Linked DNA regions of Mus musculus: all the other regions are linked to region 1. A link is a loop called in an ENCODE intact Hi-C map of the cell type or tissue named here. Cell type or tissue: left cerebral cortex. All regions are shown on one strand.

Region 1 (4,000 bases):
CCGCGCGCGAGGAGGAGGAGGAGGGCGCGGAGCAGCGTGGAGGAGCGGGAGGAGCGTGGAACAGCGGGAGGAGCGGGAGCGGCGGCGAGCGGCGGGCGCCAGGGCCGAGGACACGGCGCTGGCAAAGGGAGGCGGGGCGCTCGGAGGCACGGCCGGGACTCCCGCGGACTCGCCACTTGCGGCTGCCGCGCGGGCTGGGCGGCGGCGGCTGCGGGACTGAGCGGCCGCCCGGAGGCGGCGCGGCCTCGGAGGGCTGGAGCGCGGTGCTGGGAGCGGCGCGGGCGGCGGCTGCCCCGAGCCGACGTGAGCAGGTAAGCCGTCCGGGTTCTGGAGCCTGGGACCCCCGAGTGCCCGGAGCGACTCCGCTCCGGACCCTGGTCAGCCGGGGGTCGGCGATCTGCCCCGGGCGGCAGCGGCCGTTTCTGGAGGGCTATTTTGGATTCTCTGCTCTGAACTCGTGCGGAGAAGGAAAAATAGGAGACACTCGAGGGTCCGCAGCTGCCTGCGGGAGGGGGATTGTTTGGAGCGCTTTCTGTGGCCCGGTCGAAGCTTTAGGTCTGCTGCGGGAATCTGGTGTACTCACACACACTCGCTCCAGGCGAAGGAAACGCATAATTTATTATGAAGAGTTGAAGTAGTAGGAAACAATTCAAAAAGAAAGCTCCCAACCAAAGATCCTTAGCTTTGCTACACGCTGATTGTAGGCTTTTCTATAGACATGTTAAAAACAACAACAAAAACTTGCCCTGGTTCTTCTCCGCGACGTTGATTTTATTTTAAATCTTTAACAAGTGAAGTCAGTTTTAGTTCCGCTTAGGTTTTTTTTTCCCCAGTAAGTATGAGCTTGGTTTTCATTAATCGTGTGTTTTAAATTACAAATAGTAGTGCCGTTCTTCAAAACCCCGACTATCTCAACCCACTTGTGTTGTTTCCAGTTCTCCTCCCAGTACTCTACTTGCCTAACATCTCCTGTTGCCTGGGTTTCTTTGACTGGGTTATATCCCCCAGCCTCATCTACAATCTGCACCGTAAATACCCTGGAAAATTCCTGAGGGATCGCTGGCCCAGTAGTTGCTCCTAAACTGTTTATCTTTTCTCTTTTACGTGCTCAGATCGTCAATGCTAGCGAATTAAGAGGCAGCAACTCACACATTTTGAGCCCTTTAGTAACTAGTGACTGCTTAGTTCACAGATTTGAGGTTGTAATTAGCTACAAATGCGGACTTTGGTGTATTCTTTTTGCCGGTCTGTAGCACAGCTACCCTGACTCCCTTCAACCAGAGGTACTTCTGATGGTGTGCCTATTTCTCTGTCTCAGAGTGCACACAATACGGTCTCAACTTAATGCAAATCCAGGATGATATACCCAAACTCAAAACATTCTGATTGAAACGAATCTTTAAATGATCCCAACTGTGAAAGCACTGTTGATGTTCATGAAGCTTAGTAGACATTATCCTCCTTTGAACAGATCTCCTATATGGCCCCACAGATATTGTACCAAAGAGGAAGCACATTTTCTATGCTCTGTATCCAAATTCTTGAAACAGATCTCCTAAATGGACAATAAAATTTTCCCTACCTCCTGCCTCCCATAATTATGTACTGTACTGTCCTTTTCAATGGAGCTAGCAATTTTGTGACAGATTTTTTTAAATTCACCCGCATGTTATCAGCTATTATTGTACTTTCAAAGTGTGAAATTGACAAGCTGGTCAGTTTCATGAATTCAGCTGTCAGATTGTGTCCAGTTAAAAATTGCTAAAAGCTGTAAATGTGCCTGCCTGGAATTTTCTTTTGTGAAGGAAAGACACAAGGGAATGGAGAATTAAAGGGTGTTATTAATTGTAAATATTTTTAAATAGGTACTGTTATGGGAAACACATTGAGATTCCTACAACCATAAACATGTCATTTAGATATGCCTATCTAATTTAAAATAATGAGCACTTAATAGAAAACCCTTAGTAATGGTGACACAATAGAAACGGGACTCAAATAGGAAAAGTGGCCCTCAGATGTATTTTAAGGCAGATGGCTGAGATAATACTTTCTGATGACATGTAAAGAGGCAGATGTGTCAACTCTCCTTTTGTGGCAGTTATATGGCAAAAATTCTTGGCCAGTGAAGTTGGACAATTAATATAAGTAACTAAATGCATATATGTACATATGCATTTATGTATATATATAAATATGAGTATGTATGTAATTATAGATACAAAACTGCTTAAAATACTGCATGCCATTATTTGACAAGCTTTTTAAGATACACACTCATTTAAAACCAAAATACCCCAAAGTCTAGAACTAAAAATTGGATTCCCCTCAACTGCTGCTATTTGCTAAGCCACTAGGGGCCTGTATAACTGTTCTTATATTCAGGAGACACCCTGCTATGGCTTACACAAACCCTTCCTAGAAGACATTTAAGAAAAATTCAAGTAGGCAGTTCTGTAAGTTTTTTTCTTTTTCCTTTTGAAAATCCCCAACCCATGCTCTGACATTAGCTGTGAAGGCTGATTAAAGGATATTTCAAGAATTTTATTTAGGTAATCTATGGTACTCTGGTATTAGGGTGATTTTTCATATAGACTCTGAAACAAAAAAAAAAATACTTATGCAGATTCTTATTCAATGCCTGTTTCTTAGTTTATGGTAAAATAAAACAAGAAAAGAAAACATAAATAACTTTTCCTAATTGGTCTGATAAGGATATTGCTTACACAAGGCAGGTTTAGAAGACAAAGGAAGCAGAGTTACTTTAAAGGAAGTATGCACACAGATTAACAGTGTGATTGGAATGCTTTTAAAAGTGCTGTATAAGTTTGTGAGGAAGGAGACGCTGCAGCTCTAAGTGGAGTTCACTGAGCACTTGAGTGACATGGACTGAGGGTGCTGTATACATTTTTTAGTGTCATGTTCAAAAATTTGAAATCGATCAGCTGTGCCAATCCTGATGACATTAGACAGTAATGTCAAGTCTACTTACACTGATCTTTTTGTTGATATTCAGTTTTTCAAATTGAAAGGGGTGGTTCTTTATAGAACACACTGTAAATATTTCCATATTGGATTCCTTCAGACTTACATGTTCTATCATGGCACTGAACGACTCTGTATTTTAGAGGATAAATGTGGAATTATCAACACCATCTTATATGAAAAATGCCACCCTACAGAATATCGATTCTTTAAGGTTTTTTTTTTTTTTTTTAATTAAAGCATCCCTAGCTAATTTCAGCATGTATTTGTAGGTAGTCTAAAGTTGTAGCTTTCTTGTGTCCTGAGAACTTTAGACTTATTAAAGGCAACTTTGACATCTATACAAATGGCAATGGCCCTTAGTTCTTGTACCCAAAGTTTCTTTGAAAGAACTTTATCTTTGATGTACAATACTTAAGAGGGTGGCTACAAAACACACTTGCAGTTACTAATCCAGATACTAAAGAACTAAGTATAAAGATAATAATGCCCAGTTTTCCAGTGTGTATTTGATAAGTCCCATATTTTATAAAAAAAAAAGACAGCCATTTTTAATTGAGAAGGTCAATATGAGTAAGAGAGATTGTGTTAAACCAGATTTATTGGTAATTTCTTACTGCCTCGTGGATTTCTTTATTCTTTCTTGTTTAATCCATGTACTGTTCAGAACGTCCCTAAGGAAAGGTGTTTAATTGTGGTGGCACAAAGGTAGTTTGTGGCCTCAAGCAAAATCAGTACTTTAAAACCTTCTGATTTATATTATCACTAATTTGCCAAAGAGGACCAAGGAGAGGAGTTATTTTTTGTAGACTATGAGACTGGGGATCCCTGTGTAATAATACTTCACTGAAGTAGTTTGGTAATGTGGAAGGAGATTACGTAGATAGTATTTGCCAGTGACTTTTGGTGAACAGGTGTCACGTGCCTAAGTGTCTGTGGGTTTTGTATTACAGTAACATTTCTACTAAAGGATGGGTTTGCTTTGGATATCCCCTATGGATAATCTCATTTGCTT
Region 2 (4,000 bases), 260 kb after region 1:
CAAAGGAATGTGTCAAATTTTCATTCAAACGGAAGTATGACTGTTGATTTCTGCGGTGGTAGACATGCCAAGGCATCCAAGTACCAGGATGCTATCCAAGGCAGGTTTCTGGAGAGGAACAGTCCCTGCTGGGAACTCACTGTCATCTACAGAAATTGGATTGCATTCTGAACCCCGTGTTCTAATTTTGAAGTCACAAATAGCCTATGCTGACAGTAAATCCAGACACCAATGAAATTAGGAATACTTTTAGCATTGTTAATTCACATTACTAGAACTGAGAGAAGTAGGTTGAAGGATTTTAGGGTTTTTTTGTATTTTAATTTATTGTTGAAATTTTCCTACATTGTACATGATCATATTAGTACCCCCATTTCAGTCTCCAACTATCCCAAACCTTTACCCTTTTTTACTTCATATCCATGGTTTTAGTTGTTCGTGGTGGTGGGTGTTTTTTTTGTTTTGTTTTGTTTTGTTTTTTTGATAGTCCATGGAATTCAATTTGTATAGGGGCTGTCCACTAGAGCATTGGATACCTATCAGTGATTACATCCTCAAGAAACAATGGTGTCTTCTTTCCCAGCAAGTAGTAGCTTCTAGTCGCTCCTTAGTAAGTCATGGGGCCTGGAGAGTATCTCTCTCAACTATTTTGGCTGAATTATTCTTGTGTAGTTTATTACAGATGCTATGAGTTCATGAATGCAATTGCCATGTCATAGTCAAAAGATAGGCTTTCATAACACTTCCCCATGTCTTCAGGATTTTATATTATTTCTTCCTCCCCTTCTGAGATGTTTTCTGAGATTTGTTGGTGGGGATGGGTAAGAAAGATGTCTTATTTAGGGCAGAGAACCCAATATCCTATTCTCACTTTGACAAGTTCATTGGTCTCAGTATTCAGTGTTACCCCACCAGATAAAATCTTCAGGGGCCAAGCTAAGATCAGCATAAGTGTATGTATAGAAGCATGGTTCTACCTTAATGCCTATGAGTCTGTTAGCCATGGCCTTTTGATCAGGAGAGCAATATGAACTTTAAATGGATCACTCTGAAAGTGATATAGCGAAATCAGAGAGGATCCTTCAAATGCAGGCACAGGTAAGGACTTTCTGAGTTAGTCTCCTCCAGTAGAACAGCAAACACAACTCACCAATGACAAATAAGACCCCATGAAAATGAAAAGCTTCTGTGCAGAAAAGAAGATAATCAGCTGCATGAAAAGTCAGCCCACAGGAAGAACTAACATCCTTGCCAGCTACTCTTCTGCCTGCTGATTGCTGTCTAGAATATACAAAAGAACTAAAAAGACTAAACAGCCCAATTGAAAACTGGGCTACAGAACTAAACAGAAAATTCTGAAAGGAAGAAATATAAATAGTTAGGAAAGAAAACCACTCTCAGCATCCTAGCCATCATTGAAATAATGCTGAAAGTGCTTTAAGGTTCCATCTCACCCCAGTCCAAATGGCATCATAAAAAGCACAAATGACAGCACATGTTGGTGTGGATGCATCAAAGGGAACTTTCCATACTGTTGGTGGGAGGATAAACTAGTGCAGCCATTTGACAATTGCTCCAGATTTATCTCTAAAAACTAGAAATAGGTTGAGTGTGGGGGTGGGGTTCATATTTATCCTTGTGTGTATGTGAATGTGTGTGTTTTAAGACTACATTTACAGTTGGGAGGCAAGTCAGAAAGTAATGGCTATTACGCTCACCTCTTTACTGTGTTTCAAGACTATCTAGTGTCTTTTACTCTTTGAGGGTGTTACAGCAGAGCTTTAGTTTATAGTATAATTAGGTATAGATTGTAAGTATCCCTCAGTCAGGACAGTAGAGGGTAGGCTTCTCAAAAGAAACACTTGTGCTGATAGTTGACAATTTCTTTTGCCACAGTTATGTGCATGTTTACTTAAATAACAGTAAAATATTCTCCCCATCAGAATGATGTTGATTTCTTATACTTACATATTTCTCAGATTTTTATATCATGTACAAGTGTTAGGTAATGGAAACACATCACTCATCAATGGATTTAATCTTTATATTATAGCTCATAGCATCACAATTGCACTTCCTTGTACAAAAATGTAAACTTTTAGGTTCCTCAATGAGAATATTCATGTAGAAGGTCTGAATTATGACCCATGAATCTTTTTTCTACTGGTTTATAAATTGAGCAATCAATCAATCAATCAATTAATTAATATCAATACTTGCCTAAGGTGACAGGAAAAGCAGAATATAACATTCTTTCCTTTAGCTGTTCTTTCTATTGCCTGGTATGTGTGTGTGTGTGTGTGTGTGTGTGTGTGTGTGTGTGTGTGTTAAGGCATGCACTAACAGTATTCTTCCTCCTAGATATACAAATGTACTTTATTTTTTCAGATGTAATATGTGTACAATCTATCTTGTCATAGCATTCACTTTAGATTGACATTTGCATGTACTTGTGCTAAAAGATCATCATTTCTTTGATTAAAGCAAAAAAAAAAAAAAAAAAACCAACAACAAGTAGCCTGTGCTAACAGACTCTCCCTTTCCCTACCATTGTGTCTTTTATGTCTTGTTGCTTTTGAGACTGGGCTTCAAAAATACACTTTCATTATTGCAGTTGTCATGAACTTAATGTGACTGTGGCACAAAGAAATATCAGGGGTAAGATATTTTTCAAAAAGTAAAGACTGCAGCTAGATTCTTCTTTCTGTCCATTCTAAAGATACTGTGGCTATCCTAATTTGTATGGGCTCACTAGATCATGCCTAATTGAGTTAATGAAGCTTTTCTGTAGCAAGAACCCTCCAAAGGAAAATAAAAACACAGAATCGAATTTCAGAATGCAAATTAGCCCAGCTTTGCCTGTTTCTACTCTCATGGGCAGAAGTCACAGAGTAAAAGAAAATCCTTCAATTAAAGCCAATTACTACACATAGTCAAAGTTCAGGTTTTCCTAAGACTTTCAGTAGGGAACAGCATGTGTTCTTTGGAGGACTATTCTTGATCCTGCCTGGGATACAAAGACCAAGTATTTACTGCTTCAATTCATTGACTTGATTGTTTTAAGTATCTGTTGACATCATTGGAAAATTATGACTTTCATCTACCCAATGGAAACATATTGAATAGAAACATATTGTTTGGAAGAGTGGTGATCTATACCATACTATAGTATGGATAATTATTTAAGCTTAGCCCCTCTCACCAAGTGGCTTGTTGTCTTCATGTATCATAGGTCTCACATTTCTTGCTCACTTGGTAGCAAACATCCTGTGCAGGTTTCTGGTTTGCAAACCTAAGCCTATCGTTATTTATCTTTTCATTTATTAATATAGAAAGCTTTAAGGATATTGCATGTTTATACTTCATTTTAATTACATCCTTTCAAATTGTACAATTATTTTTAACAACAATGATGGCAAAATACAACATACATGTAATTTCTTTTGATATACTTAAGTGGTTGAGTCTAGACAAATGTCGATATTATTATAAAGCTAGTAGGGATTCTATAGCAGTTAGACATAAACAAATTTGCCAGAAACTTAAATCAGCAAAACAAAACTCTTAGGAATAATAATAAGGATGGCACAATTTATTTGTAGTACCTTTGCAGTTTTTCTTATTTGTTTGTAGTAAAATACTCTGAAAAAAAGTTTAACCTGCAGCCTTTGGTCTTTCTGTCTTCTGTCTAGTAATAAGTTTGGCCAAGATGTCCTTTTTGACTTTAACATATTCATGGCATGTAGTAACAGTATCATTAATTGCTTAATACCTAAAGTGTGTGTGTATATGTTAATAAGTATATTAAAGACATGACTACATGAATTTATATATTTTCAAGATTATAATTCCGAAACCATTTATATCATTCTTTAATATGGTTTCTTTAATCAATAAATATTTTTAAAAATTGTATTTTCAAGCTCATCATGATTTGGCAACTATTTATATCATTATTCAATGCCATTTCTTTGATCAATAAATATTTTTTAAATTGATG
Region 3 (4,000 bases), 160 kb after region 1:
ACTACTTTTTATGATTTAAATGTCACTGTTAGGTCGTTTATTTTGCTTTATAAGAGATAGGAAGTATTCTCTTGAATAAATTAGCCACTGTTGACAAGTGATTGAATTTAATTTTAGCTCTAAATATTTAGTTCTAAATAGTTTAGATAAAAAATTTATGTTAACTCATGTATGTGAGAAAATTGTTACCTAACATTTTTTATGGAAGGGGGATTTAGGATATTTAGGACAGGATTTTAAATTTTTCTTTCCAAAAAGCAACCTTCTTCCTTTGGTGTGTGTGTGTGTGTGTGTGTGTGTGTGTGTGTGCATGTGAGTGTGTGTGTTTGAGTGTGAGTGTGTATGTGTGTGCATGTGAGTGTGTGTGTTCTTTTAGAGAGAGGTACAATATTGGAAATTAAACCCAGGAGCCAATGCATGGGAGGCACACACTCTTTTACTGAGCTAGAGCCTCAGCCCTGTTTCTGATCTTTGAAAAACTGTATGTATAGGTTGTCAGTCATCAAAGAATATGCAGTGTAGTATATCCATTATCACCTATATATTTAGATACTATTGGGTCTATGGTTCTCCGCTTATATTTAGTACATTATATTTAAAACTTATCATGATACCTGAGGCATAGGCAGTAAACTTTCCTATTGTACATAGGAATGCCTTATTATGTTTACTCCAGAATCTAATATATGCCATTAGAGGATGAGGATTCCACAGTTTTGGAGTGGACAGCCTGATTTTATCCCAAATGTCAGTTGTCTTGACTGACATTAGAAAAGACCACGATTCCTAGACCCAGACTTGCATCCACCTGGCTGGTAGTGGGCATGGTAAACATTGTGATTTGTTAATGTAGACCTCTTGTGAGGTGCATGCCAACTAGAGGAAGCCTCATAGACTCTGCGGTCCATGTTACACACCTGAAGCACACCATCCCTTCTGTATGAAAGGTGTTCCTCCTATTTTGTTTTATTTTTAAGGAAATGCCATGTTCTTTTTGTTCCTTTAAAAATCATTTTGGAGATTTTGTTTCCATCCCTTAGAAGCCTCTGCCAGAGATTGGAGCAAGGCTATGGGAAATTTTAAGATACAGAACTGAAATATTTTGAAAGTGTATTTAAACCAAATAAGAATAAGCTTTTATGCTGTCTTGTTGCCTGCTAGATATCTTCCAAACCTGTAGAATCCAAGGGTGGAATTTGATTTAACGGACAATATGTTTGAAATATTGCCTCATAGTGTCTACCTGGCTACATTTAGAAATACCCAGTGCCCTTTGTTATCTGGAATGGTATTGCAGTTCTCCCATGAGAAATTTAATGGACTTTTTTTCAGTCAAGGTAGTGGAGAATAAATCCTACGCAGGCTCTTGTCTCCCATTTGCTTTGTAGAGAAGTTAGAGTTTTAAAACTTTTATCCAGTTAGTCCACTTGTCTTTCTTGACAGAATGCATGCGCTGCTCAGAGCCAGCTTTCAATATCAGCCTAAACTGGAGACAGGTTTTGCTCGTGCCTTTAAAATGTAGTTTGGCTTTCTTTGTAGTGTAAAGTTGTAACATATTCCAGATAAGATTTTATCACTTTTACTCCAGATGCTTAAGAGTCAAAATTAATGCATCTTATCCTAGGTTTGCCAGGTCCAGAGAAATCTTTGGAACCTCCTTAATTATGATTTTCTTTAGCATTATGCTGTCTTGTTCCCTGATTTCTCAGATTGCTGACCAGCTTTAAGGGACTAATATATGGAGGACACTTATCCCTTTGTAAGTGCTCACTAGAGCTGACTTGGATCCCTTGTCATAGAGTGTATTTTAGTTCTAGAGGAGGTAACTTTACGGTTTGCCCCTAAACCTGAGTTTCACGCAGCACCTATAAACAACAATTCTGAGTTCCATTGCCATTTCTTTTGGAGAGCCCTTAGATTCCAAGTTGGCTGTGTTCAGTCATAAGGATCTCTCTGTATAGTCGTCTGATATCTCAGAAATGAATGGTTACTGAGAAATTCTTTGTGTGGAGGAAGCATGTGCTGCCATAAAGGAATCAGTGAAACAGACAAGTTTGTATCTCTATTCTCCCCGTCATTCATTTATTAAGTATGAAATTGGGTCATATTGTTTACTGTACACTGTACTTGATGAAGTTCAAGGATTATGGATGTTTTGATAGTTTTGCTTGCCTTCAGAGGAGAGTGCTTCCCCTAGGATAGTCCCTTTGCATTCAAATGAGAATACTTGTGTTTGAACATTTCCCCAAAGCTAGTCTGGACAGATGTTTTCTAAAATGAGCTGCTGAAAACAACTAAAACTAGAATTCAGAAGAAAATAGTGTAATCTGGCAGAGTCTTGTTTTAAAGATACACACTCACACACATACACACACATGCATGTGAACACGATGCTGTTTTTATTGGGGGAAAAAAAGACAACCACAAAGCATTTTTCCGGTATTTTATATTATATGGGCAAAGGTTTTAATCTAATGATGACGATGTGATAGTGTTTTGTTCATATGTGTTGAGTAGTTCCTTTGGCATTGCCATGCCATTGATTGGCATTCTTTGGCACCTCTGTTCTTTGGTGATGTTATTTATACAATTCTCCAGTCAGTTTTAAAACAATCCATTTATGGTAAATTTAGACCCTCTAGTAGATTGATATCATTTTAAACGAAAGAGTTGGCTGGTTTTCAGTTGTTTCTGCTGTGTCTGCTGCCTTGGGAGAGACACATCACACCCTATCTGTTTTACATGCAGAGTTTGCCCAGGGGCATTTTGGAACCTGAACAAAGTGACAACATTATGACTGAGTGGATTTTCAGTTCCTGGCTGTCATTTTTTTTTTTTCAGAGAACCTTCAAATGTGTTTTTCCCGCAAATTTTACTAAATTCATAGTGAAAAACTCTTGAGCCATTGGGCCTTCCTGTGTCCCTAGTCTCACTCCAAGTATAATATACCTTTTTTTCAGCTTTCCACATTTGTACACCTTTTTGTATAGGCCTTTTTGTTTTCTTTAAAACACGGTTCCTTTCATCTTTTGTCTTTGTTTTCATTCACTGCCAAAGAAAAGCTTTCTCTGAAGGCTTGGGAGAGAAGGATGGCTTTTTACAAGCGCAGTCCACCAGACTTAACAATGTGATGCTTTTGCCCTTGAAAATGTGAGGACAGAGGACATCCTGGCATTCAGCTCCTGATGCAAGTGTGCCCCTTCCCCAGAAGAGCACCATTCAAGGTACAGAGATGTACTCAAAACAACCTTAAAGGGAAGAAAGCAGCTTCGGTTTGCTGCTTTTCCCATAGTGATGTTTATGAATACTCTCTGAGGACATGCATATTAATCATATACCCAGAGAGAATGATAAAATTCTTTGAATGAAAACAGTCATTGTAAAATAAATGAATACAATTATAATTCATGGGGGTACAAAATATAATTTGTAACATTTATAATCTAAACACAGCAAGTGCTTTTAATGTTCTGAAGACGTATAGTCTCCCCAAATATGTTTTCAACTGTCAGATTGCTCCATATTCTCCTATTGTTTTGCCTCAGCACACTTAGGAATAACTATAACTTCCAGGCGGTCTGAATCATGGCTCTGCTTTCAGCTTGTTACTTGGGAAGGTAAATGGATGACAGTAATTTTACTGATCCAAGAGTTTTTTTGCTGGGATCTTCATTATGACTTTTTCTGGGTGCCCATTTTGGTTCACTCCTTGGCTATGTCACATTGCATCTTTACTTTTCTTCAGTCCCTCAGTCCTCATTTGTAAGGTTATGAAGAGAAGCGATAATGTGCAGACACAGACTTGACTTGGGCAAATATTTTATTTTGTAAAGAACTGGGTTTTTGATGCAGAAGTTAGCATGCAGGGAATCATCCAGTTACGATGGATATGAGAACCATAACACAACACAGTGACCAGGTTGGGGATTCAGGTGGGTCACAATGGAAACGTCTTTTCTACTCCATTGTGTCTTGGATTCCATCGAGAACATACTACTGA
Region 4 (4,000 bases), 160 kb after region 1:
TCAAATCCAAGTTGATAGAGCAAGATCTATTGGTACTTCATCTTTCACCCCAATTTCTATGCTGTTGTGATACCTCCATAGAGAACAAAGGGAGGATGAATTTTGACCTGTGGTTAAACTCATATCTCCTGCTTCTGACAGGGCCTCTACTGCTGTTTCCAGATGCTCTTGGTTCATGGCTTTGCCCTTTTAGATTTTTGTACTGTTTCTATAGTATAGGCTTTTTGAGAATTCATTATACAGTTCAAACTCATAATGATTTCCCATTTTTAGCATTCTAAATGATAGGATCATAAATGTGTGCCATATATTGGGTGATCCAATTCATTTAAAAAAATTAACAAGGTAATGTGTCTAAAGAGAGATGGTGAATACATCAGAGCCATAGTGATACTGGAAGAAACCCGGGTATCCAGAAACACAACACCTTCTGTTGAAGGATGTCTTCATTAGTGCATATCAGAGTAGGGTTTAAACACATCTTGACTCATCACGGGTGAACTTAATGATTATGAAGGATCTTTGCTATATAGAGAACATTGTTAGTCAATAAGAGTTTGCCATAATCTCTTTCATTTATGGATGGAAAAGTAGGGTTAAGCAGATATCAGTTATCAGAAGTTACATACGATCTTTCATAGGTGCTACTGAGCTACCTAGGAAAATGATTCCTGGGATGCAATCAGGTAATTGATGGTATCTATGCATATAGACAGACACTTGGTTAGATGTGGTTCTTTGCCTATCTGGAACAGAATGAATACTCCTTGTGTGCTTTTAACAGCTTACAGGTTTCATGTAGCACCACCACGCCCGACTATTCATTTCTTTAAGGTAGACTCTCACTAGTTAGGACTTTCACAAAGGTAGTATCTGCCACTCAGGTGCTTGTATTATCTGCATGTGCCACTGTATTTGATGTACTAAGAGCCACTAAGTTGACAGGTGACTTACTCTGGCAAATGTAAATTAATAGAAACATCTGCTGAAGTTTTCCTGATGAGACATTCACTCACAAGAAAGGCTTGGTGCAAGCATCTGAGAAGGGTTTAGTCACTCACAGGAAAGCCTCCTAGACAGGTGAGTACCCTTCGTTCCTCAGTGCTTCCTCTCTGTTCCTGGGATTGCTGCAGGCAGTGAGGCCTTCCAGCACAGTGATGGGGTAGCGTGAGCAGACAGTTGAGAGCTACAGAGCGCTGTCACTGGTCACTGAAGAAATCATCTGCCTGGAGGTTTTTGTGAGAGGATGTTAGCCTCACTACTAAAATTGCTTATTGGGCAGTTCTGTTCCTAATAGCTGAAAGTCCTTTAACATATTAATGTTTATGTTGGCCTCTGAGTGCACAGCTTACAGCACACAGTTATCCGTTTGAAGTTGCAAGTGACTGTGATTGCTGAACAGATCTTTTCACTAGTACCCAGCCTGCCAGCACTGACAGATACTAGATACTTGTTAGTCACAGCTCACCAAGAAATAGCTCTGTGAGTTGTGTACAGATGTCTAAGCAAATGCACGTACTTTGCTTGGCATATGAATGAGACAAGTGTGTTTAATCTTGTGGAGAATGCACGGTTCTTTTTAGCTTTTGATAGCGGGCAGCATTCGATTCCACTTACAAATATATTTCTTGTAAATTCAACTTTTCTAAGAAAAATACCAAGTTCTTGAATGTTTCCATTTCATTGAAGCTGACTCCAAATCTGATTTCTATTCAACTTTTACCTTGGAAGTTGCTCTTAGTGTTGGTTCAGTTGCAGGAATTTACATACGGGGCAGCTTATTCCAAGATTGGGTACCTCCATGCATTTGACATTTTTTCTAAACAATAGAGTCTCAGCTTTTATATTTCTCTCCTTTGGCTATATTCTATTCATGTTTCCTATTTATTTTTGACTCGAGTTTGTTAGTAATTTATGACATTTTCAGGAAATTATTTTATTTGGACTTAAAAATGTGCTAAGTGCCCTTTGTTAAGCCTATTTTCTCATCATAAGTAATTTCTTCTCTGTTTACCATTAGGGCATCTTTTCCCATCCACACATAGCAAGAATTGTATCTGAGTCTTTGCTATGAAACAAGCAAGTTCCGTCATTCGAACTCTAACAAGATTGTGCATTCAGAGGAAAACGCTGAGGATTGTGCCACAGGATTATGACCCTGGATGCTTTTGTTAAGTCCTTATTTTTAAGTTGTGACAGTTAAAGCTTTCTGAGTTTTCATAACTATGTATCAAACATGGGACTTCTAACCCGACGTTTAGGGAAATCTAGCTGCTGGTGTCCTGTAAAGAAAAATATCAGTTCACATGACTGTACTCAATAAACACAAGCTGTTGGCTTGTTTGGTTGTGGGAGGCAGTGTTGCTTTTTCGGTTTGATGTTGCTTTCCCTAGGGCCCCTCTGAGCAGTGAATGTGTTTGTTAACAAAGTAGTTCTGCACTTCTGCCCTGGGAAGACAGTTGATTTCTTCTTAGCCAATAGAACAAGTCCTGTCTAGTTGTACTGAGCACGGGCATCTAACAGATATGAGCGTTGATAGCACACGAGCTGCTTAGTAGGCTGGACCAACTGCTTTCCTTAATTCTGATTACATCTTAGGAAGTGTAAAAATTGAAGGGACTGAAATAGCATGGCAAATGGTAAGGAAAAGTATATTCCTGCTTGGAGTTGGCCATGCTCAAAACGAAAATAGGATCTTTTAAAAAATGTTTTGTTTGTTTGGGAAATAATTATCAAGAGAAGAACCTTAAAATTGAAGGAAGCTAATTTCCTATGTCAAACCAAACAGGAATTTACTTTAAATGAAAATATGGTTGAACAGAAGGCCTGAAGCCACCAAGAATATCTCCGTGCTCATGAATTCTTAAAGGAAATGGATCTTGAGAGCTGGTTGCAGTGGTACCTGCCTGTAATCCCAACCCTTGAGAGATGGAACTCTAAAGAAATAGTACATCGTGTATGTCTGGAGGCCATTGTCATGTATTTATCTCTCATGACACAGTTGAAAAAGTCTTTTGTTAACATTTTATTGTTAAAAATTTATTATGATGATTATTAACATATTCAGTAACATAGGTTAATTGGTTTTTATGATATTTCCATATCTGAATACATTATGCATTTATCTGTGTCTGTCTCTTTTTCTCTCTCCTCTTTCCAAGTCCCTAGCAATCACTCATATAATTTGATCTTTTTGTGTGTGTATATGGTAGGTTATTGAGAGAGACTGTTTCTCTGTTGGGATTACTGCAGTTAACATGGTAATTTTCAGTTCATTCATTTTGATGATGGCAGGATTTCATTATTCTTTATGATTGCATAATACTTGACTGTGTGTGTACACGGATGCATGGATGTGGTGTGTTCATGCTTGCGTGTGTGTGTCTATGTGTGTGTGTATTATATACCATGTATTATACACTCATCTAAGGATGAGTACCTATGCTGATTTCATAGAATGGTTATTGTGAATACTGATTTAAAACATATCTGTATGCAAGTATCTCAATGTATGTGAGTTTACACTGCCCCTTTGTTTGATTAGTTGTTGATTTTTTTGTATGTTCTCTCTGTCCCCATACCTGCTGACCAGTGACACAGACCTTACTAATTCTGGGATTGAGATGATGGAAGAAACCAAGGCTCCTAAATGTTGTCATGGAGTCAAGCTTCCCTGTAGCCTGTGTTAGATTGTAACATGAATGAAGAGTCACCATTATTGTGTGCAACCACTGAAACCGGAAGCTAATTACCATAGCAGAAAGCCTTACTTAATATTCATTTCAACCTTCTCCTGACTCTTTATTCTTCATATTGTCAACACAAATGTTTTATTTATAAATTATTGTGAAACTATTTGAGAGTATAAAGAAGCGTGGCAGACATGGAAGTGAATTCTGTGCCTATCAATAGGGCAGGTGATGAGTTTGCCTAAAAGAGAACAATGAAATGATCTTGAAGTGTACATAGTTAGGTCTGACTCCAGGGACATGCAGTAAAT
Region 5 (4,000 bases), 68 kb after region 1:
TTCTTTAGATCTAGCTGCCCACAGTGGAGACTGGTATAGATAGCTTGAACTCTGGGCTTCTTGTTAAGAATCAGGTTGTATAAATATTTTCTAGTCTTACAATTTTTAGACCCTTAATGGATCTTACATTTTCTGATTATGTGGGACTTATTACAATGATAGCAAGCAGTATATTGATTGATACTTAACTTGAAATTGTTTATTTATCCAAACCCCATTGTGTTGATGGTGTGATCAAGTCCATCCAGTTAATTCCTCATCATACTTTGTTTTACTTTGTAGGTGGGTCATTTTATTTTGTCATTTAAAGTAAACACAGATGTAGGTAATAGAAGAATCAAAATATTTTGCATTATGGATTTGCCAAAGAATTTCTGAAAAATGTTAAAATGCTTTATACTTTAGGCTAAAGGATATTAGAAATTCAAAAAATTCTTGCCTATGTGTACAGAAGATAAGCAATGTTGTGTTAAGATTGGACCAAAAAGAATGTGTCTTCAGTATGAAACAGTTACTTTTATCCCTTTTGTAAGGTTAGACATTGGCCATTGTCAAAGGCAACTGTAGTCCCTGTGTTTAATACATGTGTTCATGCATTTTCACCAAATCTCTAGCTGTCATGTTGGTATTCTGATATTTATGTTATATTTAAGAGAGTTATTCACTTGTTTGTTTGTGTCTATGTATATGCCCATGTGTGCGGATGCCTTCAGAGGCCAGAAAAGGGTATTGGATCCTCTGGATATATAGAAGTGGGTGGTTGTGAACTGCCCAACATAGGTGTTAAGAGCTAAGCCCCAGCCCTGAAGAAGAACAGCACATGTCCTTATCTGCTGAGCCATCTTTCCCGCCTGAACATTTAAATCCAGAGACATATCTGTAGTTTATTTTAGATGAAAATACAACTTTGGCCCTCAAATGTGGCTGTATGATTATCCATTACAATACATTTCTACTAGAGTATTTCCTGTAATTATTTGAAATGCTCTTAGAGTGGTGGATCCAGATAAAAGGCAATTCTCTACCCAGCTTGACAAGCAGTGGAACCTAATGGGCAGCAGTATGTGAAATGGGCTGCAGTGTTTTCGAGTTTCCACACTCTCTGATTCCTCAATTACCTCTTCTTCCCCCATGAGCTAGACATGTTGCACGCCCATCTGCTCTGTACTGTGGACGCGTCACATTTATTTTTGTAGGGATATTTTTTTAAATGAGTTTAGGGAGCAGCTGCTTCTGCATTCCTGCCTGCCTTCCTTTGCCTTTGCACATATCGGGGAGTGCATCCCTGCTGTCCCCAGTGGAGTTTGCATATCTCTGGTTCAGGCTGGTGCACTGTAATGCCTGATAATGGGAAAAGTGCAGCCAGCAAGCCTTTTTTTCTTAGTTCCCTAGTATATTTCTATCAGTAGCACAGCTGTGCTGCAGGGATCTGGCAAGCCCATTAGCTCGTACTAAGTCTCCCTAGGGTATTTGGGTGCAAAGCAAATCTATCCAATTCTCTCCCTCTGATACCTTCTGGATCAGGTGTCTCCCAAAGTCTCATTTGTTAAACTTGCCTATGGAGTTCTTCTTAAAAGGTGGTGAACCCTAGCAGGTGGGGCTCCTGGGAGGAAGTTTAGTCCCCTGAAGCATGCCATCAAAGCAGTTGGGACTCTAGGCATTTCCTTTTTTTCTCTTTGTTTCTCTGCTCACCAAGCTTAACACTTTAACACACATTCTGTCCCATGCCGTTTTGCATCCATGATATTATGCTCTCCCACAAAGCCCAAAGAAAGGATGTCAGCTAACTGTGGAATAAAACCGAGACAAAATCGCCATCCCTCCTTGTTGCTGTCTATTTCTGGAATCTTGCCGCAGTAGTCGAAAAGGAAACACATCCCCTTAATCTATCCTGTGCATTCACATGCTGCGTTGACAGTTACTTGGAGAAATTGGTTTGCTATTGTCCAAAAATGGAGCATTTCAGCTTCATTTTCCACTTAAGAAATGACTACAACAGGTAATTTCACACATTTCAGATAAATCTTACACATTTCTTGCCTCATTACTCACCCAGTCCTGACTTTCAGTGTATCTCATGTCTGAGATACATATCAAACAGAGAATGAAGATCTGGGTATATACTACAAATATTCTCTGGCCCTGAGCACTCAAAAATCTTTTACAACATTTTCTCTTGAAATAGCCCTTAATCTGAACACTTGATTCAAAAGAGCTGTTTGCCTTTGTCCACCCATTAAATTGGCTTCTTTAGGAACATAGAACACCTCAGTCCCTCAGGTCCTGTTCTTCTTCATCACCTCTCAAGCTTCATGAACGAATCCAGGACCTCCCTCACCAAATTTCTCAAATCTTCCCTCCCTCTGAACCACAATGTTGGTCTTCTGCATATGCACAGTTTTAACTTCCGTGTCGCTGTACTTCTTGAGACTTCTAATTCTTATGTTTTTAGTTCACTCTGTGTATAGGTAACAGTTGCCTCCAAACAATCTCACAGAACATTCCTGAGCTTAAAGTAAAGTGATAGCTTTTGAGTGTCTAAAGTAGCAGGGCTGACGAAATTCTTTGTAGTGGTAGGGGTGCTATCACACATATCATACAGTCCATTGAAGCAGCTCCTAACCACTGTGGTTCTCAAACAATTGAAGTATTGGTAGGTACACTAAGGTGGTAGGTGTGTTCGTGTGTGTGTGTGTGTGTGTGTGTGTGTGTGTGTGTGTGTGTGTGTGTGTGTATGTGTGTGTATGCAGCTTTGTTCCATGACATGAAAGCAGAAGTCAAAGGACACCTTGGGAATAAGTTTTATTATCCTTCTACCATGTGTAAAATGGAATTCAGGTCATTGGGTTTGGTGGCAAGTGCTTTTATTCACTAAGCCATCTTGTTGGCTCTCAAATTAAAGTTAAAACTTTACATAGGATAATGGCTGTTATACTGGACAATGAAGGACTTTAGGATATAGCTTTACGATTCTATTTTTAATAATATTATTATTGTGTCTTGTGTATGTTTGTGTAGTAAATTCATGAGATTGTAGGAAAGCATGTTTATGTGGAATGTACATGTAAATGCTACAAAGGATGCTTATCAGTGTGTAGTGCAAAGGCCAGAGCACATGTCAGGTGCCTTCTTCAATAGTACTTTGAGTTATTGTCTTAAGACAGGATATCTTACTTAACTAGAAACTTGATTTGACTGTTTTAACCAACCGTTTAGCTTTCTAGATCCTCCTGATACTGGTCTACAATGCTGACGGTACCAGTCTTCTTATCCATGTACAGCTTTATATGGGTGTGAGTGAAGTAGGTTTGAGTTTATGTAATCATGCTCACAGTACCCATTGAGCCATCGACCAGCTCCCTAACCTTTCTCTTTTCTTTCCACACATATTATCTGTCTGTCTATCTATCTATCTATCTATCTATCTATCTATCTATCTATCTATCTATCTATCTATCTACTTGTTGTTATGTTCTAATTTGGTACCTTATAATCTTTGTGCCTTAATGTATACTGATATTTAAAAAAAATTAGTATTTGCATAGTGTGTGTGTGTGTGTGTGTATTGGCAAGCATTTGCAACAACCTGTGTGTTTTAGGTCAGAGGACAACTTTTGAGTGCCAGTTATCTCTTTCCACCTTTAGGTTGGTTTGGGGACTGAAATTAGGTTCTCAGGCTTATGCTGAAAGCATATTTAATAACTGAGCCATCTCTAAGATCCTAAGAAATACACATTATTTTGTAATTGAGATATGCTTAACACAGTTCTATATACATATTGGATATATATTTATCACCAATTGTATATAAAGAATTCTAAATAAACCTTAACTACACCCAGTGAATAAAATATAAGATTCCCAACCATTCTGGAAGTAGCTCTCCACTTGCTGTGAAAGACAATATCCAGTAAATAACAATGATAAACAGTTGTATAAGGGACTAGAAGGCAATAGAAATGTAAAAAGTGGACTTGGCAAAAGAGGGACAGAGAGAGGA
Region 6 (4,000 bases), 120 kb after region 1:
GAAAACCCAGTTTTTCTTAATATAGAGGTTATTTTAATTGTCAAATTCAGTGTGGGAAAACACAAAGTGTATATAATAGCTGCATTATCATTCTTTTGAGATCCACTTATTTTGTGGTGTAAGGCTGTTTATGGGTATCTCTGCTGTACCCTGTCAAGAGTTTCATGTGTTTCAGACATTGAGGGATGTGAAAATAAAAGGTGTACAGCTTCATTTTGCAAATGAATCCTGATGGTCTTAAGTTCTCATCACTGAGACAGGGGAGGCTACATTTTCAGGCACAACCTCTCCACTATTTATTTTTACTTGGGCTACTCTTTGTAGGAAGCTATGCTGTGTTTACCAAAGGTTCTGTAAGCATAATTACACATCACTTTGAGATTCACACTCCAAATTATTTCTTAGAGCCTATCTGTGATCATCTCATTCCCTCCCATTATTCTTCCACTGCTGTGGCCACCAACTCATTATTTAGGGTGAAAGGGCTTTAAGGGAATTTTATTTATTATGGGGTGTGTATGTGTGTGTGCACATGTGCATGCTCATACACATGTATAACATGTATGACTTTTTTCATACATGACATGATATGTGTAGAGGTCAGAGGACAACTTCTAAATGTTGCTTTCCTCTTTCTTCTGTGGGTTTTGGAGATTCAACGAAGGTCATCAGTTCTGTGAAGCAGGCACCTTTACTCCATCTTGCCAGACAAACCATCACCTTTGAATTTTTTATTATGTCTCACCTGGAACTTAGTGGCATTCTGCATTGTTCCTGATGCAGCTGTCAGTGAATTTTCCCAAAGCCTACTTTTCTATTTCTCCTCTGCTCTTAAACAGTATAGAGCTTGTTTTTAAACAGTATAGAGCTTGTTTTTGAGCTGCCTGGGTAAAGATCACTAGACATAGACTGATAGCCAAGAATCTCTTTGTGTTCCCTATTGTATCATCTTCTGTACTCCTAAAAGTTACCTCATTCCAACCCTGTGGCCCTCACAAACCGTGTGGATCCCAAACCAGAAGTGTATCCACACTTCCCAGACGTGAGGAACACAAACTTCTAGAGAATACGAGAGAGGTGCAGAAGTGTAACCTGTTGCGGTGCCTAGTTCTCTGTTTTAACAAGCCATCCTTACTTCAGCATACCAGCATCTCACTTTTTTCAAAGCTCTCCACGGAGTTCAGGGGAATACCTGTTTCTAATCCTGTTAAAATCCCGCTCATGTATGCTCAAGGCTTCCCTACACCACTGCATGGTAGTAGACCATCTGTATCTCCAGTCTCAGGGAATTGGACATGTGCTTTTGGTCTCTATGGGGACCAGGCATAAATGTGGTTAGCAGTCATGGTATATACATGGCTGGCACACACACACACACACACACACACACACACACACACACACAAGCAAAACATCCATATAAGCCTTCCTTTATTCTGTCATTAATAGATGGACAGACTTCTATTTCTTAAGTCTCTGATGTGCCTTTTTCCATGATGCGCTTATGCAGATTTTTGTATGAAGTGCCTATGCCCCGCCCCTTACAATATAGTGGCCACATGATGGCAAAGAAATTAGTTCCTGATGATTGGTTGTAGGTGGCCTGGCAGCAAGAATGCTAGAAACCCTCCATTTTACAATCCAAGTTATTTCCCAATACAAAGACATGATGTCTCCAGTGTTTATTGTGTTTTTACAATAGAGCATGTCTTTCTAGGTTGTGGTAGGGCATGGGAAAAAAGTGAGAAATCTAAATGTCTCTGTGTTTTCTCCTTTTCTTGTCTCCTCCCTTCACAGGCTCTAAAAGGGTTCCAGCTGAAGTTTCTGAGCGGAGCAGTCGCTGTGGCTCCCTAGGCTGAGTTTCCAAGCTGCTGGTTCATGCCGTTGACAAACTGCAGGATGGTGCCCGTGGCCAGGCCGCTGTCGCTGCTCCTCACCTTCTTCCTCTGCGCCTGTGCTGAGAGTAAGCCATCCTGCCCTTCTCTAGGGAGCTGTGGCAATAATGAGTGGTTTTGTTTGCAGTTGGCACCAGGCTCAGGGCTCTGAATATATTTCCTTGGGAAGTATATCCTGAAACACTGTGGGATCCTCCTTGGCTTCTCGCCAGCCTTTGAAAGAGATTATTGATGTGTCTCTTCCACTACCTCGTCTTCTGTGTAACGCCTCCTTGCTTGTGTGTCTAACTGCTCCTCCTGCATATTTCTGTTTTTATATATTTTTTCATACTTCCTACTAGCCTTGTGACAAAGATAAAACAAGACCAACAATATCACTTAAACTGTAGCTGACCAATTGGTAGTGTTAATATGTAAACACTGTCGAGACCCAATAGAGATTTCTCTAGTTGTATGGATATTTCTATGTTTAGAGAAATGCACAATGTCACATTGAGCCCAATTAAACTTGCAAGGCCCTTGTAGCTGTCACAGCAGCTGTTCTTATGTACTGTTTCCGACAGCTGTCGTGGAGTGCAATATTCAAACAAATCAAGCAGAACTGACAACTTTGTGGCTGGGTGGAGGGTCTGGAAGTGGGAAAAGAATTCTATGCAAGGCAGACACTAAAGTTGCAGCGTCTGGACTCGATTTATGAAACTGGGATTGTGGTCAAATAGCTTACCACCTAATGAGATGATCATATCTTCTTTGTAACTACTGATCACTAGTTCTACACTGTTTACATCTCTTTCCTTATGTGTTCTATGGCATTCACAAGACAATAGTGCCGTCTCTGGCTTGTACTGCCATGTCTATTTCTTCAGGAGTGTTGTAGTTCATATGTGATTTGGTCCGTCTCTTGGGGAGTCCCCTGGTGTGATTAACATGTATAACATCTGCAGTCATTAGCTTTTCCTTCCACTGGCTATCCCAGGGAGATTAAATTTGATTCATGTTAAGGATATCTCAAAGACAAAGATCCTATGTCATCTTAGCACTTTCTTATTAATTGTGTCTTGACAAGAATTCCCTCACTAACAGCCAAGTGCTTCATTTAAATGGAGATCTATTTTCTAAAGGAATCTTTCAAGGAGGAAAAAAAATAATGTTATTAATTGAATGCATGTGGAGTATGCATGTTCTAAGCACAGCATTCTGTGGTTAATTTATATATATATATATATATATATATATATATATATATATATATTCGGCTAATTAGCACTTGGGAGTATTGGTTTAAGGTTAAGCCAAGGAATTTCTAATTCCATGCCAGGAATTAATTAATTGGGGGAAAGATCCAAATGTAAGGCATTGTTATTGTAAAGGCATTTATGTCAAAACTTATTTCAAAAATATAAATTTACTTTATTGGAAAGCAATTGAATGTATAACTTTGTGAATTCTGTTTTGGCCAAAGTCCAGAAGTAACTGTTTTCATCATTGTTCATTTTTGGCAAAAGCATATTAAGACCCTAGGAACCCACTTAAATGTAAAATCAGAACTGTGTGTTTTTCTGAACCTTACTAGTTACATATCTGAGAAAATCATCCTTGCAGACAGAAAAATCCTCTTCTTTGGAGAAGCTAAGGGTTTGCTTATTGCTGTGGTGGAAAGGGGCAGACAGATGTCAAGAGCTGAGGGACAGGTATTGCTGAGACGGCATTTCTCTGCCACAGTTGGCATTTCTCTCCTACCTCTGTTGTCTACATCCTTCCTTTTCTCCTTTCTATGCTCTATCACAGATCTTATGTGACTGTCTCACTTTGCCTCCTATTGCTGTGATAGAACACTCACCCCACCCCACTTGGAGAAGAAAGGATTTATCTTATCTCACAAGGTATAGTCCATCTTGGAGGAAAGTAAGGGCAGAAAAGCAAGCAAGAACCTGGAGGAGGGAACTGAAGAAGAAACTGTTGTGGAGATTTGCACACAAGCTTGATGTCCGTGGGTTACTGGCTTGCTTTTTTATTCAGCCCAGGATCACCTTCCCAGAGCTGCCACCACTCACAGTAGGCTATACATTCTCACATCAGTCATCAACCAAGAAAATGGTTAGCAG
Region 7 (4,000 bases), 1.2 Mb after region 1:
TTTCATTGCTGGCACATCACAAATATATGTAGCACAAAGGTATAAAATTAAAACTTTCCTAACATATCTTTTTCTATGATGTAACACATGGAGGCATTTGATTAAATATATGTATAGATATATAGGTATCCACAGAAAGCATGCATAATTTATTTCTATCCTCTATACACATGCACACACACACACACACACACACACACACACACACACACATATTATTCCAGTTTCCTTTAATTTTGTTTTGACCTATTTAACTACTTCTTTATTTTTACATTTTATCCTTTCCAAATATCACATTTTATTTGAGAAATTTAAATATTAAATTCCTCTTCAACAAAAACATTTTAAATGTTAATCAGAATGAGAAAATCTTTTGAAAATTGTTGCTCCATTTTTACCCGTTTTCTATAAAAGAAACCACCTAAACTCAAAAATAACATTTTCTTATATGACTTTTCCTTGGGAGACAAGAACAAACATTTACTAATCCCAGACAGGGCACTTGTGGACAACCTACTAGCACTGAAACAATTCTAAGCTTAGCTTAGTGAACCAGGAAATTTACTGAGCTGTTTCCTGAACCAAGGGTGACTATTTTGCTGAAAGGCTGACCCAGTATGGGGGTTACTCATGAAAGCTGAATCTCTGGGGCACTTTGCTCAATTTGGATGCCAACTCTGTAGGTCACAGTCCCCTCTGCCCAAGTTTTATTGTGTATATAACCTTAGGGTTGAATATTGTTTTTAGGAAATGATGAATTTGTTTTTTGAACCTTCTATGTTTCCTTTCATTCCTGGGTCTTTAGGAGCCTCCCTTCAGGTTAGAAGGTGTCAGTTTAGAGGAAACTGCTACATAAGAATTTAGTTTTTACCAATATCCTCCTGAGAACAGCAAGCACAAGAAATAGATAGCCAACTGTAAGCAGAGAGAATGAAAAGCGAGCTGAGACTGGAGTTGGTGACACCTGTTGTTTTGCAAAGACACAGTCAGAAAGATGCAGTCTTTTGTTTTCCATGTGTGTGTTGTGCATGTATATGTGTTTGCATGTGTGGGTACAGATGTGTGTATGGTCCCAGTTGCCTCTGGATACCAGGGATTACTGTCTAGAGTCTCTCTTGAATGCTTCTCACGTTATATGTTAAGGCAAGCACTCCACCTGAATCCAGAACTCAGATCGTGGCTAATGTAGCTAAACTGTTTCTCTTGTAGTTCATCTCCTTGTTCTGACTGAGAATTATAGATGCCCTGCCATACCCACTCAACATTCTGTGGGTTCTGAGCATCTGAACTTATCTTACATTTCCTGCCCGCAGAGCAAGCACTTTAACCACAGAACCATCTCCTCGGCCCTTTAAAGCTCATCTGACAGGATAAAAATGCAAAAGTGTAAAAAAAAGTCATTAACCTGAGTTTGCACCTAATTTTTTTTATGAGAATTAAAATCATAAATATGACACAATTGAGAGCACAACCTTAATAAACAAAGAGAGTATCCAGGTAATTCAAACACATTTTTAATATCTTGATTATATCTGTATATTTCTTTCAAAGTAAGTACAATGTGAAAACTTTGAGCCTTTACTGGTCTATCTTGTACTAGGAAACGAGTATGTTGAGAAACGGCAGAATACACAGAATTGCAATAGGTAAGCACTTGGGTAAGAACATACAATTACTTAGAATATAATCTCTGTTGATTAGACTTCATGCCAGGACCTTAGTTTGTGTTAGTCGGGAAGCTTAGAGATCCACAGTTTTTCTTTAAGAAGACTGAAATCTATACTTTCATAAAGTAGTATAAAACAGTTTCTAACACACCGGGATGAGGCAGCCTTGACTTTTGAACTTCTGGATTACACAAGCCTCTGAGGCGGCTGCAGCTCCGCCCTGTTCCGCCCGGCTCCTGCTGCAACTACATTTCCCAGAAGCGCGGCGGCTTTTACGTCAGCGTGCTGCTTTCCGGCAGCATTTTACAGCATTTCAAAGTGAAGGCTCGGCTCGCTGTGCACTCTTCTGACATGGGGTCCTCTTTTTCGGGGAGTACCGAGTTTTCCGCTCCTGCCCCCCCAACTGTTTCCACAGCGGTTCCCGCGAACCCACCCGCGAAATCCGCCGTGCCGGCCTCCCCCGCCCGGGACCCTGAGTTAAAAACCTGCTGGAGTTGTCGCGTGCTGTCGGGCTCTACACTCTTCGGGGCGGGCACCTACGTCTATTTGGTGGCCAGGCGGCCCCTGAAGCAAGGAATCCCACCTGGCCCAGGCACCGTTCTGCAGATGGTCATCGGCATCAGTGAGCAGGAGCGGGGACAGCGTGAGGGGTGGGGTGGGGTGGGTGATTACTGGGACGCCTTTCCCCTCACGGCCCTGTAAGAAAGATTACCGAATGATCGACCTTTCTTCTTCAACCATGAGAGGGTTAAATAAAATGCTTTATGCAGAGCACTGGGTAAACTAAAATGTAATATACAAAAGGCACTTTTTTTTCTTGTTCTTTTTTTCAGGTATTGCCTGTTGGGGTGTAGTTGTTCTGGTAGACCCCAAAGGGAAGAGCCACCCAGTTATTTGAAAATACCAGCAGTTCATTGTTGTCTATCATCACTGGCTTCTGGGCAGACAGAACAAGCGTTGGGTTGGTGGATATTCGTTGCACACACGGCCAAGGATGTACTTAACTGTAAGGACATACCGAGAAGATTGTGAAGATATGAGCTGTCATTCTTTGGCCATGGATGCTTACGGTTTACCCCCTCTCAGATTATAAAGAGACAAATAAACCCCTTGGAAGCAAACATGGTTCTCTGTCTTGTCCAGGGAGGTTATGTGCTGTTCAGTTTATACTGAAAGATAACGTTTTTGAGAACATATTAAAATGGGATAAATGATAAACCAACAGCAAAATAAACTATTTTTTAAATAATAAGTAGTTCTTTTAATTTTTCTAAACATATCAACAGTTATTGGCAACCTAACCCTAAATAGGTACATGAGAGTTTTTCAAACTTTCCAAATTATCTTCAAGTCCACCCCTGATTATATTATTGCATCTGAAAGCCTTGGACCTAGCCATTGGGTGTCCTTTAGTGGCTCATCCGTTCAGTGATGGAGCAAATTTTTCTTCCTAGTTCTGTCTTTCACAGCTGACTTAGTTTCAGAGAGCCAGGAGTTCCTTTATACATTAAATGTCAGTATGTAATAAAAGATGTAAATGAAAATATTTGAGAAAAATTCCAAAAGAAAAATCTGCTGATGGCTTTTTCCGTAGATATTTAGGATGAGTTTATAAGGGCTTTAAAAAGTTATAAAAGTAATGTATGCTTACTGTCAACTAATACTGAGGCTTCTCTGCAAGCATGTTTATTTAGGTGGTTCTTCAAAGCAGAAAAGGACTATGAAGTTCAGTACCAGTTTACAAGTTTTGACTACTATTTTGAGCAGATAATATTGTTCAGCTGGAACCTCTATACAAGCTGGGAAACCCCATCTACCTCCTTCTACCAACCCTGCATGCACTGGGAAAACTCACAAAGAATAGCACCCAAAACCCAGTTCTACATATCTGGGAGCCGATGCAGCCTGCCTTTCTGACATGGCCAGCCCACTCAAGTGCCCGCCAGTATATCCAGCTTTTGACCCTCCATACATGGACACAGCCCCAGCTCCTGGCCAACACACCATCTCCTGAGGTCTATAAAACCCTCGTGTCTTAGCCCTGACTGTAATATCCTCAGCCCTGGTCTTGGAGACTAAAGAATCTGCAAAGAAGGAGTGCCAAATCTGCATTTATTTATATCACCAAGAGAGAAAATACTTAATAATTATTACTTTAATATTCTTGAATTCTATACATTGAATATGAATTATTTTGATCATACCTCTCATGCTATTCTTTCAACTGCTTAGCTACCTCTGCAACCCTTCCTTTCAATAAGTTCCCCTCTTGTCTTTTTTTTTTTTTTAATGATACACCGAGTTTAATTAGGACTACTTGCATAAGTATAGGT

Evidence for each region. Peaks named below come from ENCODE experiments on the same cell type or tissue, not always from the same donor. Only the 100,000 strongest peaks of a DNase experiment are listed, where the experiment ranks them.
Region 2: a loop joins it to region 1, with 2.8 times the contacts of the local background. A loop is called at or near these places in 3 of 42 quality-filtered maps.
Region 3: a loop joins it to region 1, with 2.2 times the contacts of the local background. A loop is called at or near these places in 3 of 42 quality-filtered maps.
Region 4: it touches region 1 in a loop (2.2-fold over the local background); 3 of 42 quality-filtered maps call a loop at or near these places.
Region 5: it touches region 1 in a loop (2.0-fold over the local background); 3 of 42 quality-filtered maps call a loop at or near these places.
Region 6: it touches region 1 in a loop (3-fold over the local background); 4 of 42 quality-filtered maps call a loop at or near these places.
Region 7: it touches region 1 in a loop (7-fold over the local background); 2 of 42 quality-filtered maps call a loop at or near these places.

The regions. Positions count from the first base shown.
Region 1 is chr4:76,445,954-76,449,953 of GRCm38, reverse strand. The region is part of intron 10 of Ptprd (protein tyrosine phosphatase, receptor type, D); the gene reads left to right. Among named protein-coding and RNA genes, the nearest start is that of Gm42303, 2.9 kb to the left of the region's middle. In left cerebral cortex, a CTCF peak has its summit at 2,347; DNase peaks (open chromatin) are centred at 563, 1,194 and 2,366; H3K4me3 peaks cover 2,990 bases; H3K27ac peaks cover 1,505 bases.
Region 2 is chr4:76,189,801-76,193,800 of GRCm38, reverse strand. The region is part of intron 13 of Ptprd (protein tyrosine phosphatase, receptor type, D); the gene reads left to right. Among named protein-coding and RNA genes, the nearest start is that of Gm46893, 150 kb to the left of the region's middle. In left cerebral cortex, no CTCF peak of the experiment used is centred here; DNase peaks (open chromatin) are centred at 41 and 1,558; H3K27ac peaks cover 904 bases.
Region 3 is chr4:76,284,935-76,288,934 of GRCm38, reverse strand. All of the region lies in intron 11 of Ptprd (protein tyrosine phosphatase, receptor type, D), which reads left to right. Among named protein-coding and RNA genes, the nearest start is that of Gm46893, 51 kb to the left of the region's middle. In left cerebral cortex, no CTCF peak of the experiment used is centred here; a DNase peak (open chromatin) is centred at 2,256.
Region 4 is chr4:76,290,341-76,294,340 of GRCm38, reverse strand. All of the region lies in intron 11 of Ptprd (protein tyrosine phosphatase, receptor type, D), which reads left to right. Among named protein-coding and RNA genes, the nearest start is that of Gm46893, 46 kb to the left of the region's middle. In left cerebral cortex, no CTCF peak of the experiment used is centred here; DNase peaks (open chromatin) are centred at 1,463 and 2,482.
Region 5 is chr4:76,377,951-76,381,950 of GRCm38, reverse strand. The region is part of intron 10 of Ptprd (protein tyrosine phosphatase, receptor type, D); the gene reads left to right. Among named protein-coding and RNA genes, the nearest start is that of Gm46893, 42 kb to the right of the region's middle. In left cerebral cortex, no CTCF peak of the experiment used is centred here; DNase peaks (open chromatin) are centred at 1,188 and 1,740; H3K27ac peaks cover 701 bases.
Region 6 is chr4:76,323,143-76,327,142 of GRCm38, reverse strand. Ptprd (protein tyrosine phosphatase, receptor type, D) reads left to right here. Exons shown (of 40, transcript NM_011211.4): 11 at 1,798-1,963. The coding sequence starts at 1,879. Among named protein-coding and RNA genes, the nearest start is that of Gm46893, 13 kb to the left of the region's middle. In left cerebral cortex, no CTCF peak of the experiment used is centred here; a DNase peak (open chromatin) is centred at 2,077.
Region 7 is chr4:75,276,270-75,280,269 of GRCm38, reverse strand. Dmac1 (distal membrane arm assembly complex 1) reads left to right here and starts at 1,978. Exons shown (of 2, transcript NM_025849.4): 1 at 1,978-2,289; 2 at 2,501-2,919. The coding sequence starts at 2,019. The coding sequence ends at 2,565. In left cerebral cortex, a CTCF peak has its summit at 1,923; DNase peaks (open chromatin) are centred at 1,951 and 2,575; H3K4me3 peaks cover 1,562 bases; H3K27ac peaks cover 594 bases.